Linked DNA regions of Homo sapiens: regions 2 and 3 are each linked to region 1. Evidence: chromatin contacts called from ENCODE Hi-C or POLR2A ChIA-PET data. All regions are on one chromosome and are shown on one strand. The core of a region is the stretch at or near the end of the contact, and the rest is flanking DNA. Distances in the headings are between cores, read along the strand shown. Region 1 holds the start of ANAPC7 (anaphase promoting complex subunit 7). Region 2 holds the start of USP30 (ubiquitin specific peptidase 30). Region 3 holds the start of MAPKAPK5 (MAPK activated protein kinase 5).

The links. A loop is a pair of places that touch in the nucleus more often than their neighbours do. ChIA-PET counts read pairs that join two places held with the same protein, here RNA polymerase II (POLR2A). Pooled maps may share reads with other maps.
Region 2: a loop to region 1 is called in a map of naive thymus-derived CD4-positive, alpha-beta T cell, with 18 times the contacts of the local background. The contact joins the promoter of USP30 here to the promoter of ANAPC7 in region 1. A Hi-C loop is called at or near these places in 1 of 168 maps with a recorded cell type or tissue (naive thymus-derived CD4-positive, alpha-beta T cell) and 4 of 50 pooled maps. POLR2A ChIA-PET finds 5 or more read pairs at or near these places in 1 of 52 experiments (T-cell).
Region 3: a loop to region 1 is called in a map of B cell, with 40 times the contacts of the local background. The contact joins the promoter of MAPKAPK5 here to the promoter of ANAPC7 in region 1. A Hi-C loop is called at or near these places in 2 of 168 maps with a recorded cell type or tissue (B cell and CD8-positive, alpha-beta T cell) and 5 of 50 pooled maps.

What each region holds. Positions count from the first base shown.
Region 1 is chr12:110,402,198-110,405,418 of GRCh38, forward strand. It overlaps ANAPC7 (anaphase promoting complex subunit 7), which reads right to left and starts at 1,511. Exons shown (of 11, transcript NM_016238.3): 1 at 1,330-1,511. The coding sequence starts at 1,430.
Region 2 is chr12:109,050,609-109,053,842 of GRCh38, forward strand. It overlaps USP30 (ubiquitin specific peptidase 30), which reads left to right and starts at 1,968. Exons shown (of 13, transcript NM_032663.5): 1 at 1,968-2,153. The coding sequence starts at 2,071. It overlaps USP30-AS1 (USP30 antisense RNA 1), which reads right to left. Exons shown (of 2, transcript NR_038996.1): 1 at 3,078-3,234; 2 at 1,433-2,130. RefSeq lists enhancers at 2,162-2,661, 2,995-3,234.
Region 3 is chr12:111,840,394-111,844,025 of GRCh38, forward strand. It overlaps MAPKAPK5 (MAPK activated protein kinase 5), which reads left to right and starts at 1,835. Exons shown (of 14, transcript NM_003668.4): 1 at 1,835-2,376. The coding sequence starts at 2,341. MAPKAPK5-AS1 (MAPKAPK5 antisense RNA 1) reads right to left here and starts at 2,612. Exons shown (of 2, transcript NR_015404.2): 1 at 934-2,612; 2 at 1-84. RefSeq lists enhancers at 1,411-1,690, 2,421-2,520 and silencers at 1,721-1,900, 1,981-2,330.

The DNA.
Region 1 (3,221 bases), core at 261-2,760:
TAAAAACAAATAACAGAATAGCCAGGGAGGCTAGAGAGCAGTGAACAGAGTAATGAGATGAAGTCGCAGAGAGTGGAGGGCAGATATTTGCCTTCAGAGGCCATGGGAAAGAATTTTCATAAGTGCAATAAAGGATTTTTTTTTTTTTTTGAGACGGAGTCTCGCTCTGTCGTCCAGGCTGGAGTGCAGTGGTGCTACTTCGGCTCACTGCAAGCTCCGCCTCCCGGGTTCACGTTATTCTTCTGCCTCAGCCTCCCGAGTAGCTGGGACTACAGGCGCCCGCCACCACGCCTGGCTAAATTTTTTTGGTATTTTTTAAGCAGAGACGGGGTTACACTGTGTTAGCCAGGATGATCTCGATCTCCTGACCTCGTGATCCGCCCGCCTCGGCCTCCCAAAGTGCTGGGATTACAGGCATGAGCCACTACGCCCGGCCAATAAAGGATATTAAGCAGGAGAGGGACATGCACTCAAGGATGGAATCAGCTCAGTGCTTCAAGGAAACATGAAAGGCGCCACGCCCACCCATTAATGGAGTCTCCCGTTTCCTTTTTTTGAGACAGGCAGTCGTTCTGTCGCCCACGGTAAAGGACAATGATGCGATCACGGCTCACTGCAGCCTCGACCTCCTGGGTTCAAGCGATCCTCCTGCCTCAGCCTCCCGAGTAGCTGGGACCGCAGGCACGCACCATCACGCCCGGCTAATTGTTTAATTTTTACTTTTCGTAGAGGCAGGGTCTCCCTATGTTGCCCAGGTTGGTCTTGAACTCCTGGGCTCAAGCGATCCTCCCGCCTCGGCCTCCCAAAGGGCTCGTATTAGAGGCGTGAGCCACCGCGCCCGGCCCCGTTTTCAGGGGTTTCCCAAGGCCAGAAAGTGGACCCTCCTGATACACTTAACGGGGGGACCAATCTCAGATGCGGGGGCTAGCGCATAAAAACCAGGAGGCTGGGTCCCTGAGCTGCAGCGAGAGAAAAAAACGTTCTTCTGGAAGGAGCCGAGAGGGAAGGATTCAGCCTAGCGATGTGACAGTCGCGCTGCCCCGCGACAGGTGCCTCAGGAAACCCTCGCCTGGGTCGTCCTCAGAGCCTCTGCCTTCTATGTCTCCAAGCCGCCGCTCGCCACATCCCCGCGGGACTTGACGCCGGCACCCAGTGAACCCAACTTGCGCTCCGAAGTCTGCTCCGCTCCAGGACGCCCTCGCAGACCCCGGAGCCTCCGCTGGCGCCGGCGGCCGCTCCTTCCCGCCTGTTCCCACGTGCCCTGAGCCCCCGCTCCCAGACCGCCGCCGCTTTCTCCTCAGCCCCAGGCAGCTACCCGCCTCAACTCACGGGTTGTTATTACTCATTGTAAGTAACAAGCTGCTGAGGAGCCGCACGTTGGAGTGCAGCCCCGCGGCCGCCATGTCCCGCACGTGGTCTATCACATTCATCCTGCTCTGCAAAGCCGCGGGCAGCGGCGGCAGCACTGACTCGAAAAGCCGGTAGAGGATCCTTAGGGAAGACTCCAAAATGGCGGCGTCGCCGGGGTCCATCGGGTCCACACGCGGCACCACCCCCAAGCAAGAGGTAACTACTGAAGTGCCCGAATAAAAAGAAACTCGAGTCCCTGCTCCTGTCGTGGTCCTTTTCAGGTGAAATGAGTTGTTATTTTTACGCAAAAATCACGTTATCATCCTAAACTGCAAACTTTACTGAGGATTTACAATGAGACAAAAGGCACCTTATAAGACTACTCGGTCAATTTGAATGAGTCTGAGAGGAATTTGTGCCTCTCAGAAATTAAAATGTGTGGGTATTTACCGAAATAAAATACAGTAAGGTGAGGAAAAACGCTCCAACTGGAATTAAATATTCTAATCGGGCGCCAGGGACAGACCTAACGGCCTTTACAGTGGCGCATGCGCACCAGGCTAGGGCCGCCGCGCCCCTCCTCAGGTGTTTTGTGTTCCTGCCAAGTCAGGCTTCGGCCCTGGGGGAACTCCTTGGTTCGAGGGGTATATTTCCCCATGTAAAATTATTCCCTAGATCCGTGGAAATAAAGGCTGGATCCAGGAATTAGCTGATACCCATATAAACCAGTATGTGTCTGGCACACTTAACGTTTTAGGAAAGTTTTACACAAGTTATTGGGACGCTCACAACAATCCATAAAGTTGAAGTTGTCATTCCCTTCCCACAAGGGAAGAAACTGCCTGCTTAAATTTTGTGCTCAGGTTGTTAAATGGTTGACTTGGAATCAGATCGACTGGTTAATTATGTTGGATCGCAAACTCAAATGTATACAGGGACCAGGGAGGTAACTGAGCCAATGAGGCAGTTTAGGTCGTTGAGTCAGAGTCCGAATATTCTCCACAGTCATCCTCTCAGATCTAGCCTATCGCTCCTTTCTTAAAGGAGACAGTCGTTTTGGTCTAGATTTTGTTTTCATTTGATTTTTACAGTAGTAGATGCAAAAAAAATGCTCTGAAAAAATCACAGTGTATCTTCATCAGCAACTTTTTCAGCTCTTAACATTTTGTCACAGTTGAAGCTCCTGTAGATCCTTTTCCCATCTCATCCCCTACTCTAGTTTCCTGGATGTGTGAGACCTTCTATTTGATTTTGGTGGGCATCATCACTGTGAACTTTTCTTTTTTCTTTTTTTCGAGACGGAGTTTTGCTCTTGTCGCCCAGGCTGGAGTGCAAAATCTCAGCTCACTGCAACCTCTGTCACCCGGGTTCAAGGAATTCTCCCTGCCTCAGCTTCCCGAGTAGCTGGGATTACAGGCGCCTGCCACCACTGTCATGTGCGTCCGTGTGAAGAGACCACCAAACAGGCTTTGTGTGAGCAACAAGGCTGTTTGTTTCACCTGGGTGCAGGCAGGATGGTAGCAGCACGAGCCATAGGCAAAACTCCTCAGACACCAAGTTAAAGAAGGAAGGAGTATATTCGGCTGGGAGCATCAGCAAGGCTCCTGTCTCAAGAGCCGAGCTCCCCGAGTGAGCAATTCCTGTCCCTTTTAAGGGCTCACAATTCTAAGGGGGTCCGCGTGAGAGAGTCGTGATCGATTGAGTAAGCAGGGGGTACATGACATGCACCGGTGGTCAGAGTGAAACAGACCGGGAAGTTTCACAATGTCTTTCTATAATCTGTAGATAACATCAGTTGCTAGGTCAGGGGTCAGTTAAGGCAGGAACCGGCCCTTTTCACTTCTTTTGTGATTCTTCAGTTACTTCAGGCC
Region 2 (3,234 bases), core at 718-3,217, 1.4 Mb before region 1:
GCTTTATAAACTGTGCTGTCCAATACGGTAGCTGCTGGCCACTTGGGGCTATTGAGCACATGAAAAGTGGGTACTCCAAACTGAGAGGTACTTAGTACCAAAAAACAAAAAAATAATGGGCCGGGCGCGGTGGCTCACACCTGTAATCCCAACACTTTGGGAGCCCGAGGCGGATGGATCACGAGGTCAGGAGTTCAAGCAGCCTGACCAACATGGTGAAACCCCGTCTCTACTAAAAATACAAAAAAATTAGCCGGGCGTGGTGGTGTGCACCTGTAATCCCAGCTACTCAGGAGGCTGAGGCAGGATAATCGCTTGAACCTGAGAGGCGAGATCGTGCCATTGCACTGCAGCCTGGGCGGCAGAGCAAGACTCCATCTCAAAAAAAAAAGAATGTAAATTATCTCATCAATAATTTTCACATAGAAATGACATATTTTGTTTTTCTTTTCTTTGTTTTTCGGTAGCCATGGGTTCTTGCTATGTTGCCCAGGTGGCCTTGGACTCTGGGCCTGAAGCCATCCTCTCACCTGGCCTCCCAAAGTGCTGGGATTATAGGCATAAGCCACTGCACCTGCCCCAATATTTTGAACATATTGGGTCAAGGAAAAAATATGGTTAAAATTAATTTTACCTCTTGCTTTTTTTTTTTTTTTTTTTTTTTTTGATGCTGAATCTCTCTCTGTTGCCCAGGCTGGAGTGCAGTGGTGTGATCTCAGCTCACTGCAGCCTCCGCCTCCCAGGTTCTAGCGATTCTCCCGCCTCAGCCTCCCGAGTAGCTGGGATTACAGGCACGCGCCACCACACCTGGCTGATTTTTGTATTTTTTAGTAGAGACGGGGTTTCACCATATTGGCCATGCTGGTCTCGAACTCCTGACCTCAAGCAATCCGTGCCCCCCACCCCCACCCCCCGGCCTCCCAAAGTGCTGGGATTACAAGTATGAGCCATCGCACCTGACCTCTTTTTTTTTTTTTTTGAGATGGAGTCTGGTTCTGTCACCCAGGCTGGAATGCAGTGGCATGATCTTGGCTCAGTGCAACCTCCACCACCACGGTTCAAGCAATTCTCCTGCCTCAGCCTCCTGAGTAGCTGGAATTACAGGAGCCTGCCACCACGCCCGGCTAATTTTTGTATTTTTAGTAGAGATGGGGTTTCACCATGTTGGCCAAGCTGGTCTCGAACTCTTGACCTCAGGTGATCCACCAGCCTCGTTCTCCCAAAGTGCTGGGATTACAGGCGTGAGCCACGGCGTCTGGCCTACCTCCTGCTTTTCACTTTAATGTGGCTACTGGAAAATGTAAAATTACCTATGTGGCTCCTGTATATTTCTGTTGGAGAGTGCCATTCTGGAGACAGACAGACCGAACTGCCAATCTCTGTTTCACCACTTACAAGCTGCGTCAAAAAACTTACTATTTCTTCAAATTTCCTGGGTTCCCTGGGATGTAAAATGTGGGTAATGTTAGAGTTGGTGTGAATATTAAATGTAAATAATGAATGTAACATACTTAGCTCTATACCTGGCACCCAAGTAAACAATAAGTTTGTTGGCTATTAAAGACGTTGATTTCTCTACTGATATCGTCAGAGATGGGCCTCATGCTCATTAAAGTTCCTTCCTCTGCGACCTATTTCCACTCTGGCCACAATAATAACTAATTATAGCAGAGGCCTGACCCGACTTTCGGCTGTTGGCCTCCCTTCCCCACATCGAAAAATTCAAATCATGACCCAGGGTCCATCCTAGAAGTGTGCCATCTGTATTTATGAATGGAGCCTAAGCAAATCTGAAAACCAAGCAGCCCCAGGCAACTGAGCCCAGCGTAGCAACCGACGCCGGGGCCTGTTGCTAAGGGAAAAGAAAGAAAGGACGTGGTCCGTCAGCTATTGCTCTCCGGGGGCAGCTACTTCCGGTCCCCCTGGGAGCTGTCCTGCGGTCTACGTTCCCCCGAGGTGCTGGGACTGCGGCCGCAGGTTCCGCTGTCTCGGGAACCGTCGTATCCCTCGGTCCGGCGGCGGCGGCGGCGGTAGCGGAGGAGACGGTTTCAGGCCTCCGGTGCGGCTGCAATGCTGAGCTCCCGGGCCGAGGCGGCGATGACCGCGGCCGACAGGGCCATCCAGCGCTTCCTGCGGACCGGGGCGGCCGTCAGGTGAGATTTTGGGGGGCGGGGCTGCCGAAGAGGCCGGGACCAGGGTCCCCAGCTTGGGCCCGTGACGGCTTTTTCATGCCCTAGTTGGGGTCTCCAGGGCCCGCGCGGGCATTCTGGAAGGTTCTGCGTCCTTTAGGGTTGGAGGCCTGGGCCCGTAGGTGGGAGGACTGACGGGCTCCAGTCCTTCGGCAACACCAATTCTGTCTGCACTCCCCAGGTCTGTCAGTCCCTCCCCCTCCTGTCATTGTTCCCAGGACACCCGGGGCACTCCAGTCTTGTCAAGGCCCCTAATTCTGTCAGTGCCCTCAGTCCTTTCAGTGCCTCCTAGGCCTGCCAAGACCCCTCAATCCTTCTAGTATACCCCCAGTCCTTCTGGGTCCCCCAATCATATCAGTTTCTGGACTGCCAGGGTTCCCCAACCTTGGCACGGTTCTTCTAGTCCTATAAGTGCCCCGGGCCTGCGAGCCCCGCGTTTTGTTAGTACCGCCCCCTATTCCTGTTAGCCCGCCCTCTAGTCTAATATGGATCGCCACTTCTGTCTGGGTCCCTGATGTTGTTAGTGTGAGTAAAGGCCCTTGTTTTGCAAGGGTCTCTAAATTGGTCAGGGCCCCTTTAACCTGTTAAGGTTGCTTGGTCCTGTTAAAGCCCTCCGTTCTTGTTAGGACTCCTCGATTGCCTGGGTCCCCAATCCTGTCAGGGCCCCCATTTCCCTCTTATTCACCCTCCCAAGGGCTCCAGGCTTCAGAACTGAGTACCCCCTCCCCCACTGCTGACCCCAAATGACTGAGACCTGTTGCTCAGGTCGGCTTCCTCTGGAACTGGAGCAGGTTTAAAGAGCTTATTATCCCAGGGCTGAAAGTCCTCGATACTTATCCTGTCCAGTGCCCCCATTCCGTAGATAGGAAGTGTGGCCCCATAGCTGACCTCATAGCAGAGTTGGGAGGAGAAGCCAGATCTTTTCATCCGCAGGCCCCACCACTCTCCTCGTGATGTCATTTTGCAGAGGAATGGAGTTTCCAAAGTCGCCACTTGTCCCTGGGTATTTTTTCCTTATGCTGCCAAAGTCATGGACAAGTCCTCT
Region 3 (3,632 bases), core at 585-3,084, 1.4 Mb after region 1:
CAGTACTTTGGGAGGCCAAGGGAGGTGAATCACTTGAACTCAGGGGTTGGAGAGCAGCCGGGGCAATGTGGAGAGACCCAATCTCTACAAAAAAAATACGAAAAATTAGCCAGGCATGGTGGCATGCGCCTATAGTCCCAGCTACTCAGGATGCTGAGGTGGGAGGATCGCCTGAGCCCAGGAGGTCTAGGTTGCAGTGAGCTGTGATCACGCCACTGCACTCTAGACAGTGGGACCGTTTAAAAAAAAAAATCCATCTTCTCTACACCTTTACCGCCACCTCCTTAGTTCAGACAGTGTAATAATCTCTCATCTGCATTATTCTCCAATAGCCTCCTAATAGCTCTGTTTCCATTCTTGCTTTCCTATATTCTATTCTCTACAAAGCAGAGTGATCTTTTAAAACAAATTTGTTCACATCACTCTTTACTTTAAAACCTTACAATAGCTTAGAATAAAATCCAAAGTCCTGATTATGACCCCCAAAGGCCACATATGATGCAGCCCCTGCCCACATCTCCAACCTCATCCTTTTTATACTTTTTTTTTTCTTTTTTTGAAATAGAGACGGGGTTTCGCCATGTTGGCCAGGCCGGTCTCGAACTCCTGACTTCAAGTGATCCGCCCGCCTTGGCCTCCCGAAGTGCTGGGATTACAGGCGTGACCCACCGCGCCCAGCCTCCAACCTCACCCTTTATCAGTCTCCTCCTACTCGATCTACTCCAGCTACAATGACCTTCTTGCTGATTCTTGAACATATTTAGCTTATTTCCACCTTAAAATTTCTACCCATCTGCCCAGAAATCTTTCCTTGGATTTCCAATAGCCAGCCCTTTCTCATTCCTCAGGGGTCTCAGCTTAAATGTTACCTCCTGAGATTCCTTCCTTAATCATCTAATACGAAGAAGTCCCCACATCCAGTTATTCTCTTACCTCAGCATCCTGTTTATGTTCTTCTTAGCATCAGACTCGGGCTTTTTCCTGTTTATTACCTACTTCGTTTTCCTGAAAGATCCATGTGCCGGTACCATGTGTTGTTCCTACTGTTTCTCCAATGTCTAGTAGATTTGGCACATACTGATGTGCAATTAATACGTGAATGAAGAACCATTGACAGACGATTAGTCAAAAGCTCTTGCAAAGCCCTTTGATAGGTTATCGGTGGAGAGTAGGGAGCACAAACCTGGGGTCCCATTCTAGCTTGACCACTTCTCGGCTGTGCACAAACTAGTCTAGCTCTCCTGAGCCTCAGTTACCTATTTTGCAAATTAGGGATGGGAACATCCATACCTCACGACGCCAAACGGCTACCTTGTAAAGACGAAAGGAGGAAATGCAGGAAATAACTCCACGTAAGGTTAATGCTCCGTAAACAGAGCTGCTACTGCTATTATATATTCTATACAATCCTGCGCCCTTAACGGCAGGACCCTTTCAGTGCTTCAGTCCTGTCTTCTCTCTCCTGGGTTGACCTCCACAGATCCTCTCAGAAGAGCGTTTTCCAGGCGTGAATCTCCGCAGAGTGGAGATAAAGGCTGAGGCCCCAACGCACGCGCACTCACGCGAGTCCGGGCCTATGACGTCATTAGCGCAGCGCCATCGCCGCGGAAGGCCCAGGGGCCTGTCCTGTATGCGGCGTGTCTTAGGGAGGCCCAGGCGGACGCCTGCAAGTCGGGTGCGCGGTTCGGGGGCGGCTCGGAAACCCCAGCGGAAGGCAGCAAGGGGCGCGTGGGGCCGTGGAGTCACGAAGCTGGGCGGCAGGAGGGGCGGCCTGGAGCTCCCGCGGGGCACAGCGCGTGCGTGAGGGCGGCCGGCGGGGCTGCCCGGCGCGGGTGTCCCGGCGATGTGTGGCGCTGAGGCGGCGGCGGGAGCAGCGGCGCCGAGCTCTGCTTCGGCTTCGGCTTCGGCTTCGCGGCGGTGCAGGCGGCGGAGGCGGAGGCGCAGGCTCTTCTTTAGGACCTGGCGAGCCCAGGTCTAAGCGGCGGCCCCGCGAGGCCCTTGCACGGCGCCCCGGGTCGAGGCCCTCCCCGCCTCGCCCTACCCCAGGAGCCTGCCTCCCCAGCTGGGGATGAGGCTAGGAGGCGGCCGCGTGGGGCCCAGCACAAAGACCTGTCCCCAGGGGCCGCCGCCTCCGCCGCTGCTGCTGCCGCCAGCCTAGAGCCGCCCGCCGAAGCAGAGCCGGCGCCGGGGTCCTCATCCCCACCGGTCCCGAGGGGCGGCTGCTGCCCGTCGCCACGAGGCCCAGGGGCCCGAGTGCCGAGCCCTTTGCTCCCTCGGCCGCGCGGGGACAGGGCTGCTGAGCAGCCTCCGCCTCTCCCGGCTGTGGGGGCCCCACTGAGTATGTCGGAGGAGAGCGACATGGACAAAGCCATCAAGGTAAGGGGGAGGTGCCCCCTCTTCCCCCGCGTTGTCCTGTGGCGTTCTTCTCGGCTCTAGCCTCAAAAAGCAGGGAGATTTTGCAGTGAGAGGTTCCATCGACTACCGGGTTTCGGCCTCCCCCGGATTCCGTGGATCGCGCTTTACAGCCCTGGGGCCAAGGGTTATGGGTGTGGGTGTAGGTGTGTGTCCGACTCCCGCCAGCTTCCCTGGTGAGTGTGATTTGTGCTCAGCTGGAACAGAGGTGAGTGGCCTGGAGACACTATTAAGTGTCAATGAATGGGACGAAGAGAGCCCTACTACTACTACTACACGTTTCGATCACTCCCCAAGGCCGCCAGCATTTGCTTCCGGATGGTCTACAGAACTTGGAGAGTTGGAATTTATCCATCCCTCCCGATTTGTTTGAAATCAGCCTTCTGGAAATCTGCAGTTGGAAAAAGGTGGTTCGCCGTACAAAACCTGTCCTTTGGGGAATAGGTTGTCCTCACTTTTCCGTGTATTCTCCCCTTTTTCTTTTTCCTCTTCTTTCTCCTAGGAAGCATTGAGTTTACTTAGGAAAAGTTAACAGTTCCTGTGACTTAACTGCACTTAAACCAAAAGAAAAGCAAATGTGTGTTCGAAAATTACACAAATAAAATAAGTTTTCTAAAACCTGTTTTTAACTTTTTTTTTTTTTAAAGGCACATTTTGCCCACTCAGGGCCAGTTATCTGTCTTGACAGCTGTAGCTAAGAAATTAGTCTTATGAAAATTAAACATTGACGCTTAAAGTTTGATGTATTATTTACTTATTTGTAGTGTTAAGTCAGCCCAGTGCATTGAATAATTTCATTTTATCTTGAAGGACAGGCATCTATTGGCAGCTTGGGGTTATTTTCCCCTTCAAGACAGTTACTAGTAATGATTAAGAATTTACATTTCTACCAATTCTTTAGGTGGTGTATATAGTTTCTCAAAATCATCAAGTCATTCCAAAGAAACTTAACCCTTTAAAGGAGGCATCAACATATAACATATACATTAAGGAAGACCAGGTTTTTTGTCTGTTTGTTTGTTTTTGAGACGGAGTCTCACTCTGTCGCCCAGGCTGGAGTGCAGTGGCCCGATCTTGGCTCACTGCAAGTTCCGCCTCCTGGGTTCACGCCATTCTCCTGCCTCAGCCTCCCGAGTAGCTGGGATTACAGGCGCCCACCCACCACGCCCTGCTAATTTTTTCTTTTGTTTGTATTTTTAGTAGAGACGGGGTTTCACCGT